Regions from separate parts of the Homo sapiens genome. Here region 1 is linked to region 2. The links are chromatin contacts, found by Hi-C or POLR2A ChIA-PET in ENCODE. All regions are on one chromosome and are shown on one strand. Each heading gives the region's core, a stretch centred on a gene start or an enhancer-like site at or near the end of the contact. The rest is flanking DNA. Distances are from core to core; before and after follow the strand shown. Region 1 overlaps INPP5A (inositol polyphosphate-5-phosphatase A). Region 2 overlaps INPP5A (inositol polyphosphate-5-phosphatase A).

What was found. Hi-C counts contacts between places; a loop is a spot of excess contacts on that map. ChIA-PET counts read pairs that join two places held with the same protein, here RNA polymerase II (POLR2A). Pooled maps may share reads with other maps.
Region 1: a loop to region 2 is called in a map of B cell, with 5 times the contacts of the local background. The contact joins two enhancer-like sites. A Hi-C loop is called at or near these places in 13 of 168 maps with a recorded cell type or tissue (B cell, CD14-positive monocyte, CD4-positive, alpha-beta T cell and 9 more), 2 of 37 single-sample maps with no recorded cell type and 12 of 50 pooled maps. POLR2A ChIA-PET finds 5 or more read pairs at or near these places in 4 of 52 experiments (BJ, OCI-LY7, T-cell and 1 more).

Annotation. Positions count from the first base shown.
Region 1 is chr10:132,629,095-132,633,189 of GRCh38, forward strand. The region is part of intron 2 of INPP5A (inositol polyphosphate-5-phosphatase A); the gene reads left to right. Among named protein-coding and RNA genes, the nearest start is that of INPP5A, 93 kb to the left of the region's middle. RefSeq lists an enhancer at 1-4,095. Within about 2 kb of position 2,522, at least 25 of the 41 ENCODE cell types and tissues checked have a DNase peak (open chromatin) inside an H3K27ac peak, as active enhancers do.
Region 2 is chr10:132,554,117-132,558,000 of GRCh38, forward strand. All of the region lies in intron 1 of INPP5A (inositol polyphosphate-5-phosphatase A), which reads left to right. Among named protein-coding and RNA genes, the nearest start is that of INPP5A, 18 kb to the left of the region's middle. RefSeq lists an enhancer at 1,199-1,699. Within about 2 kb of position 1,300, at least 7 of the 41 ENCODE cell types and tissues checked have a DNase peak (open chromatin) inside an H3K27ac peak, as active enhancers do.

The DNA.
Region 1 (4,095 bases), core at 1,272-3,771, 76 kb after region 2:
AGCACCTGGCATTCCCATTCTTGGCCTCTGGGTGCCGAGGGTGGGTCCATTTGGCTGCCTGACGTGTGTCCCCAGCACTGCAGATGGGTGGTTCCTCTTTAAGCTACCTGGTGTTATACAGCAGTGGCCTCAAACTTGCTCTTGCCCTCTGACCCCAGCCCTCCCCTCCTAAGAGCTCCAGAAACACAGACTCCACGTGAGGGAACCCCAGCTCTGTTGTAGGGCAGTGCGCTGCCCGCCTGCTCAACTTCAGGTGACGAATGGCCCCATCCTCTCGAGCCAGGGCCCTGCAGCTGTTCAGTGTCTTCATGAACTTTCAGTGACTCAGGAAAGTGGCTGAAGATAAAAATCTCATCGTACATCTTTGAAGGGAGTTGTGTTACATTTGCATGCATAGCGGAAGATTGGCTGTGGGGCGACGGGAGACCTGAACAGAAGGTTCTTCTGTGTCCCCTCTTTTTCTGGAAGTCTCCAGTGTGGCTCCAGGGTTGGTGCTAGTGGCTGTGGAATGAGTGTTCACTTGCTGCTGCGTGGTTTGGCCCTTCCCTCTGCATTGTGCGGACAGCCCTGTGCTGCGGCAGTTCTCCACATGCATTCCACACGTGAGCATCCATGAGGGGTGGGTATCCACAAGGGAATGGCATCCACGATGGCCAGGTGGCCTCCGGGGAAGCTGTCCTCCAGGGAAGGCATCCATGAGGGAGGGTCCATGAGTGGAGGGTATCCATGAGGGAGGGGTGTCCACAAGGGCAGGGTGTCCTCCAGGGGAAGCTGCCCTCCAGGGAAAGACAATCATAAGGGGAAAGTGTCCATAAGGGGAAGGCATCCAAGAAGGGTGGGCGTCCTTGAGGGGAGAGTGTTCTTGAGGGCAAAGCGTTCTTGAGGGAACGTCATCCTCGAGGGAAAAGCATCCTCCAGGGGAAGGTGGCATCCATGAGGGAAAGGTGTTCATGGAGGAGGGCGTCCTCGAGGATAGGGTACCCTCTAGGGAAAGACATCCTTCAGAAAGGCATCTATGAGGGGATGATGTCCTCCAGGAAAAGGCGTCTATGAGGGAAAGCCATCCATGAAGAAAAGGCGTCCATGAGGGTAAGGTGTCCATGAGGGGAAGGCGTCCATGAGGGAAAGCTGTCCATGAGGGGAAGACGTCCATGAGGGGAAGGCGTCCATGAGGGGAAGGCATCCTTGAGGGGAAGGCATCCTCCAGGGATATGTGTCTGTGAGGGGAGGGTGTCCTCTAGGGAAAGGCCTCCATGAGGGAAAGACGTCCTTGAGGGGAGGTGTCCTTGAGGAAAAGATGTCTATGAGGAGATGGTGTCCATAAGGGAAAGGTGCCCATGAGGGGAGGGTGTCCTTGAGGGGAAGGCAAGCTCTAGGGAAAGGCATACATGAAGAGAGGCCATCCTTGAGGAAAAGGCATCCATGAGGGAAAGGCTTTCATGAGGGAAAGATGTCCATGAGGGGAAGACATCCATGAGAGGAAGACGTCCATGAGGGGAAGACGTCCATGAGGGGAAGACATCCATGAGGGGAAGACATCCATGAGGGGAAGACATCCATGAGGGGAAGACATCCATGAGGGGAAGGCATCAGTGAAGTGAAAGTGTCCATGAGGGTGGGGGGCGGGTGGGGCCTCGGTCGCACCTGCCATGACCCTGGACTTAACCTTGCCCTGCCCTGTGCGGTGGTGGGGGCCGGGAGGCGGCGGGGGCGGCGGGGGACGTGCTTCTTAAACTAGAGCTGATTTGTGGGAGCTTCGATGGCCCAAGCCCGGACTTTGTTCGGGTTAGAGCCCTGCGTTTCCACCTCTGCCCGTGGCGTCTCCGGCAGCAGCTTCTGGCTCCATCTGCAGATTTGCTTAAGTCACTTGCCCTATCTCTGGGGGGAAGGCTGCTGCATGTGGTCAGTGTGGTAGAACCCACAGTCTCCCCAAAAAACCTCTAGGCTGTGCTTGGGTGGGGCCTGCTGGGTCCCACACCCCTCCCCATGGTGGCCCAGCCCCACGCAGGGCCAAGGAAAGGCAGCTCCAGATCACACAGGCTGGCCAGGCTGCCTGCGGTGAGGTCATGGAAACTCATGGTGTCCTGTGTGCAGGGCGGAGAGAAGAACAGGCCCCTGCCCACACAGCTGCTCCGTGTGCCCTGGCCGGTCCCATCGGCTGCGCCTTGAGGAGGCTGTCTGACCAGGGGCCTGTGGGAACCTGGGTCTGGTTGGTCACAAACAGGCCTCTTTCTGGGGTCCCAGCACCCGTTGCAGCCCAGCCCAGCCCCGAAGGGACCTGGAGAGGAGAGCCCCCACCCAGGGCAAGGGTGGGCAGCGGGGATTTTAAACAGGGTGTTTTCCAGGCGTCGTTGGCAAGTAACTGTGGCCTTTTTCTATCAAGAAATTCCCGTGTCCCTCTGCGCGCCTTATCTTGGCATGGGGCTTCCACTGGGGTGCTGTGCAGGATGTAATTCCTTTTTAGGTCACTCCGATACTCCTCTTTGGAGAACGCCTGACAGGGCCTGGCTGTTGCTATTTTTAACACCGAGTCTTGGCCGTGCCGATGGACGTGGCCTGGGCAGGCCTGTGCTGCCTGTTTCCTGGGAACCAGGGGCCCTTCGTGCTGGGCCCCGCTCCGCGGCAGAAGCAGGGTGCTGCTTGTTTGGCTGGTGAACGTGCTTTTTCTTGCCATGCCTTTCCAAGATATTTTTCCTGGGCCTTCCTATGAAGCATCCAGTTCAAGGACACTATAATAAAACAACCCATGTGGTTTTATTGACTGCCCTTTTTTCCTTTAAGGTAGGAGCACCTGCTTTTTCACTGTAGAATTTTGGTGAAGAAAATGCACAGCTTTGGGCCGTGACTTCCCCGATAGTTCCAAGGTCACGCATGCCAGTGTCATTGTCACTCAGGGCGTGAAGTGCTGAGCAGAAGCTCAGACTCGTGGGTGGAGATGTGCACCCCCATGGGGGTTGTGTCTCTTCACAGCCCTGCCTGGTAACCTGGGGACACTCGGTCACATCTGTGCTTTGCAGCAGTGTGTTTCCAGCCAGGCCTGACCCAAGCGTGCTGTCCGACACTGTGGCGTGGCCTTTCCTGTCCATCCTCTGCGGTCCAGCAATATGTTTTGTTGAAGGGATCTTTGTCCAGGATCGTGCAGGCTGCAGAGGCTCCCAGGCCAGCCCTGGGGAGCTGCTTGGCTTTCTGCAGCTGCCTAGAGCTCTGTGTGTGTCCCTGTCCTCCCGGATGCCAGGGCGCCTGTGTCCCCTGTGGCTGTATCTCTCTGGCACGGGCCAACGCCTGTGGTGTGAGTAGCTGTGTCTGGCTGGTGTCACCTCACTCTGTCCAGCCTGTGCTGAGCCTGGATGCCAGCATTGTTGACACCTCACAGCGACCGTCTCAGGAAGGCATGTGCCGAAGTGGATCCTCTGAGAGGCAGGAACCAGGCCCCAGAATTCCCGCCAGGAAGGGGTCCAGCAGGAGCCCGTGCCCGGTGTGCTTCCTGGAAAGCCCACACTTCCACCCACCACCACTGCACCCCGCCCAGATTGTCATGGGCACTGACTGAATTGATCAGGAACTTGGGAGCCAGGTGTGAAATGCAGCCATTATTAAAAATCAAATTATATAAACCTGTAATAAAGTAAATATATTAAAACCAAAGGCAATAAATGCCCCACACTCATCCCTTCCTAATTATTGTACTGTTACGTATGATCTTGACTATTTAGCTCTGTGTCTGGGTGAGGGAAATACTCACACAGTATTTGATGTGTGAATGATGGTGCCTTGCCGAGCACCTCTCCTACCCCAGGTTCAGTGATGCCACATCGGTGGCTTAGCGTTGGCCATGGCGGGGCATTCACACCTCGGAAGGGCAGTCCCAGGGCCTCGCCTGGAGAGCTAGTATTGAGAGCTTTCGAGCACACCACTGCCTGGGGAGTTGGGGGGCTGGTTCTGTCTCCCTTCCCCATGGAGGAGGCCTCTGTCCCCAGGGCAGGGGCTCCTGGGTGCTGGCTTACTTGGTCAGGTAAAGACATTGCAACAAAGGTGCCCTGTCCCTGGCTGCCTTTTGTGGTGGTGCTAGCCACCCATCAGCTTCAGTAGTGAGCT
Region 2 (3,884 bases), core at 50-2,549:
GAGGGAGGATTCGAGGGCGCCTCCTCAGAGCCTTGGTTAAATATTTATTCAGATAGGAAGTATTTGGAATATCTGTTGTCACTTTCAGGGCCTCACTAGCCTGTTGTGCTCACAGGGCAAAGGGGTAGTGTACTGTGCTGCCTGGCTCCACGGCTGTGGTCACCGGCTTCCCTGGCTTCTGAGCTCCAGCAGGAGATGAGGGATTTGTCCAGTGGCTGGAGGGTGGCTTAGGGCACGCAGAGTCCACAGTGCAGGTGGACACCGCAGAGGGTCTCCTGGGCAAGTGGCGGGGCTGGGTTCTGAGGGCTTCAGAGGATCAGAGCCAACTGGAGAATAAGGAAGGGGCAGCTGTTCAGGCTACTGAGAGGCGGGAAATAGGTGCTGAGCCTGCCTGGGAAGCTGCGTGGTTGGTGCGGTTGATGTGGGTGGCATGGGTGTTGTGGGTTGTGGTTGGCGTGGTTGGTGTGGGTGGCATGGGTAGCATGGTCCATGTGGGTGGCATGATTAGCACTGATGTGGGTAGCGTGGTTGGTCCATGTGGGTAGTATAGGTGGCGTGGTATTGTGTGTGGCATGATTGCTGTGGTTGGTGTGATCAATGTGGGTGGCGTGGTATTGTGTGTGGCATGATTGGTGTGGGTGGCGTCGTTGGCACTGATGTGGGTAGCGTGGTTGGTCCCTGTGGGTAGTATGGGTGGCGTGGTATTGTGTGTGGCATGATCGGTGTGGGTGGTGTGATCAATGTGGGTGGTGTGGTTGGCATTGATGTGGGTAGCATGGGTGGTATGGGTGGCATGGTGTGGGTGGCATGGTTGGTGTGGGTGGCATGGGTAGCATGGTCCATGTGGGTGGCATGATTGGCACTGATGTGGGTAGCGTGGTTGGTCCCTGTGGGTAGTATGGGTGGCATGGTATTGTGTGTGGCATGATTGGTATGGGTGGCGTGGTTGGCATTGATGTGGGTAGCATGGGCAGTGTGGGTGGCATGGCTGCTGTGGGTGACATAGGTGGTGTGGCTGGCGTGGTTAGTGGGTGGCATAGATGGCATGGTGGGGTGGGGGGGTGTGGATGGCAAGCGGCAGGACCAGGTGCTGCAGGCTGGGTGGTGATATGTGATGGTGCTCAGGCCCCTGTTCCTTCACCGTGCTGGGGAAGGGCGCTCCTGATCCCTCTGTGAGACCAGTGAGAAGATGTCGTAGGAGAGGCTGTTGTCCCCTGAGTACGTTCACCCCATTTTACAGGCGCTGGCCCAGTGGAGCTGCTGGGGCCTATCTGTTTTTTTGAACTTCTGATAAGTTGCCTGGCCGGAAGGGGAAGAAGGGGGGCTTGGGCTGGGGCGTGGCCACGCTGGGAGGATGAGGAGCTTGAAGTGACTCAGGGGACCTGGCGCCGTTGGTGTGTGCTCACAAAGTGCACGGGGTGACCAGGAGCCTCTGGACAGTGGGGCCGTCCTGACTCGCCTCCTGAGAGCCGTGGGTCACAAACTCAAATGCACACACTTGGGGCTTCTATCCTATCAGGGAGAGAGTTCAAGTGTATCCTAGCGTCTTGGAGAAAAATGGTCTATGAACTTTGATAACCTTGACAATTTTAGTTTAGTTTTCGTGCAGAGTGACCCAGACAGGCACAACACTGACACACCTTGTCACACTCTGCAGGGTGTTTTGTTGCCCTCAGCACGTGTGGTCTGCACAGACAGACCAGGGGGTGACTTCAGCGTTTTATGGCAGCTGCTGCATTAGGAATCTGCGTCACAGATGAAAAACACGCGTTTCCCCTTTTCGTAAGAGGATGAACAGCCTCTCACCTGCTGGAATTCACCTTGGCTCAGCGCTTGGTGCTTTTGATGGAGAAAATTCAGTTCCAGACTTGGGTGGAACCTGAGTTGGGGTCTGCCGTGCCCTGGTGTCTCGGGGGGCTGCCCGGCCCCTGAAGTGGAGGAGCCGCCTTCACCCAGGCATCTGTCCCAGCCTGTGGGCTCCCTTCCTTGTGCAGATGCCTGGCCCAGCCCCCGTGCTGAAGTTGCCAGATGTATAGGTCCTCCTTGATGGCACGCTCCGGGGGCTGTCACTATGCCACCTGTGTCCTCCTGTGGCTTTGTCCTGCAGGCATTGTGAGGTCATGCAGCATTTTAACTGCTGTGAAATTTGCTCCACCGAGTGAACACACCAGAATGCATCCACAGACCCACAGTGGACACTGAGGCTGTTTCCTGTTCGGCTGTCACATGGGCTGATGCGGCGAGCCCTCTCCGTGCACCTCCACGGGGACCAGGGCCAGAATATCTGGGCACCTGTTGGGGCTGGTGGAAGCTGCTCTCCAGTGTGCCAAGTTTCTGTACACACATGCACATCACACACTTGCACACCACAGGCACACACATGCATGTACAAGCATGCACTACACAGGTGCATATGTACACACCATACACATGCACAACATACATATACATACATGCATACCACATAGGCACACACATGTGCATCACACACATGCTCATCACACACTCCCACCAGGCCGTCGGAGAGTCCCTGATATTCCACATCCTTGACAACTTTTGTTGTGGTCAGGCTTTAAAATGTGACCTATTAGATGTGTAAAATGGCATCTGTTATAATTTAATTTGCATTGCCTTGGTTACTTGTATTATCATTTTGGGGATTTTTTTTTTTGGTTTTCTATGATTTTGATTTTAGAACTTTGGAGCCCTTGCAGATCTTGTATTTAGGTTGCTGATAAGTTATTTGATGAGGCAGTGACTGTAGGGTTTGTGGAATAGACACTTCTGTCATTGTGCTCCCTGATGCTGAGTGACTTAGGCTTGTGACTTCTCAGGACGGTGTTTACTGATGGGTGTAGAGAGGTCACTTTCTGTGGCACTCTTGGCTGAAAGTTTTCTTCCTGAGTCTCATTGTACGCACATGTTGTGGCCTTTGTGTGTGTGTTTCTTTTGTATGCTGTGACACCGGTTTGGTAGGTCTGAGTGGAGATTTGGTCAGTTCCGCCTAAAGGCCGACGGGCCCGGCTTTCTGGGGAGAAGGTTTTCCCTTGCAGAGGGGTATCCTTTGGTGTCTGTTGCCGCTGTGACCGACTGTCTCACATGAGGGATGGAGTCCAGGCTGAGGCACCCTCGCCCGGGGCCACTGTGACTCCCATGGAGCCTGGGATTTGTTCCGGTTAGGCCACGGGTCACAGTGCTCAGTGCCGGGCAGATGTGGGCTCCTGCAGCAGTGCCCTCCTGCAGCACGCGGGCACCTGGCCTGTGCCACACCTGCGCAGTGTCACCGTGCTGCAGAGGAGCCCCCATGCAGAGTCACGAGGGGGGTTTCCCCAACTGCTTAATGCCAACAAGAGACCTGCGTAGAAATCAGAAGAAAATGGCCGCTCTCAGCTGCTGGTTCAGCTGCTCATTTTTGTGTAGGGCCGAGTCAATTTTTTCTTCTTGCCTCTTTTCTGAGTTGATGTTGATGCCAGCAAGTGCAGAGGGTCATTGAGTGCTGGTTTGAACCTGGTGCCTATGGAATTGATGTCTGTCAGACTTAGGGTGTAACCACAGGTTGTGAGGTCATTTTGAGGGGTCAGACCATATTTGGGTTAAAAGGGGCCCGAGTGTCTCGGGCTGCAGGGAGGTGAGTCCTGGAGGTACTTACCATAGTTTTCTGTTGAATGCCTCTGGGCCTGGGCGGGGAGGGCCATAGCCTAAAGTGTGCATCTTACCCTGGGTCTCTGTTCAGAGTGTGGCAGCCACGGCTTATGGCGGGAGTGACGCCAGGCTGGACAGAGCCAGGTGAGGCCCTGTGCTCCCTCAGTCTGTCCCGCGTGCCCGCCTCCTGCTGCGAGAATTCTAGTCCCTGTCTTCCCAGTGGACCTGGGGGCTGGACTGTG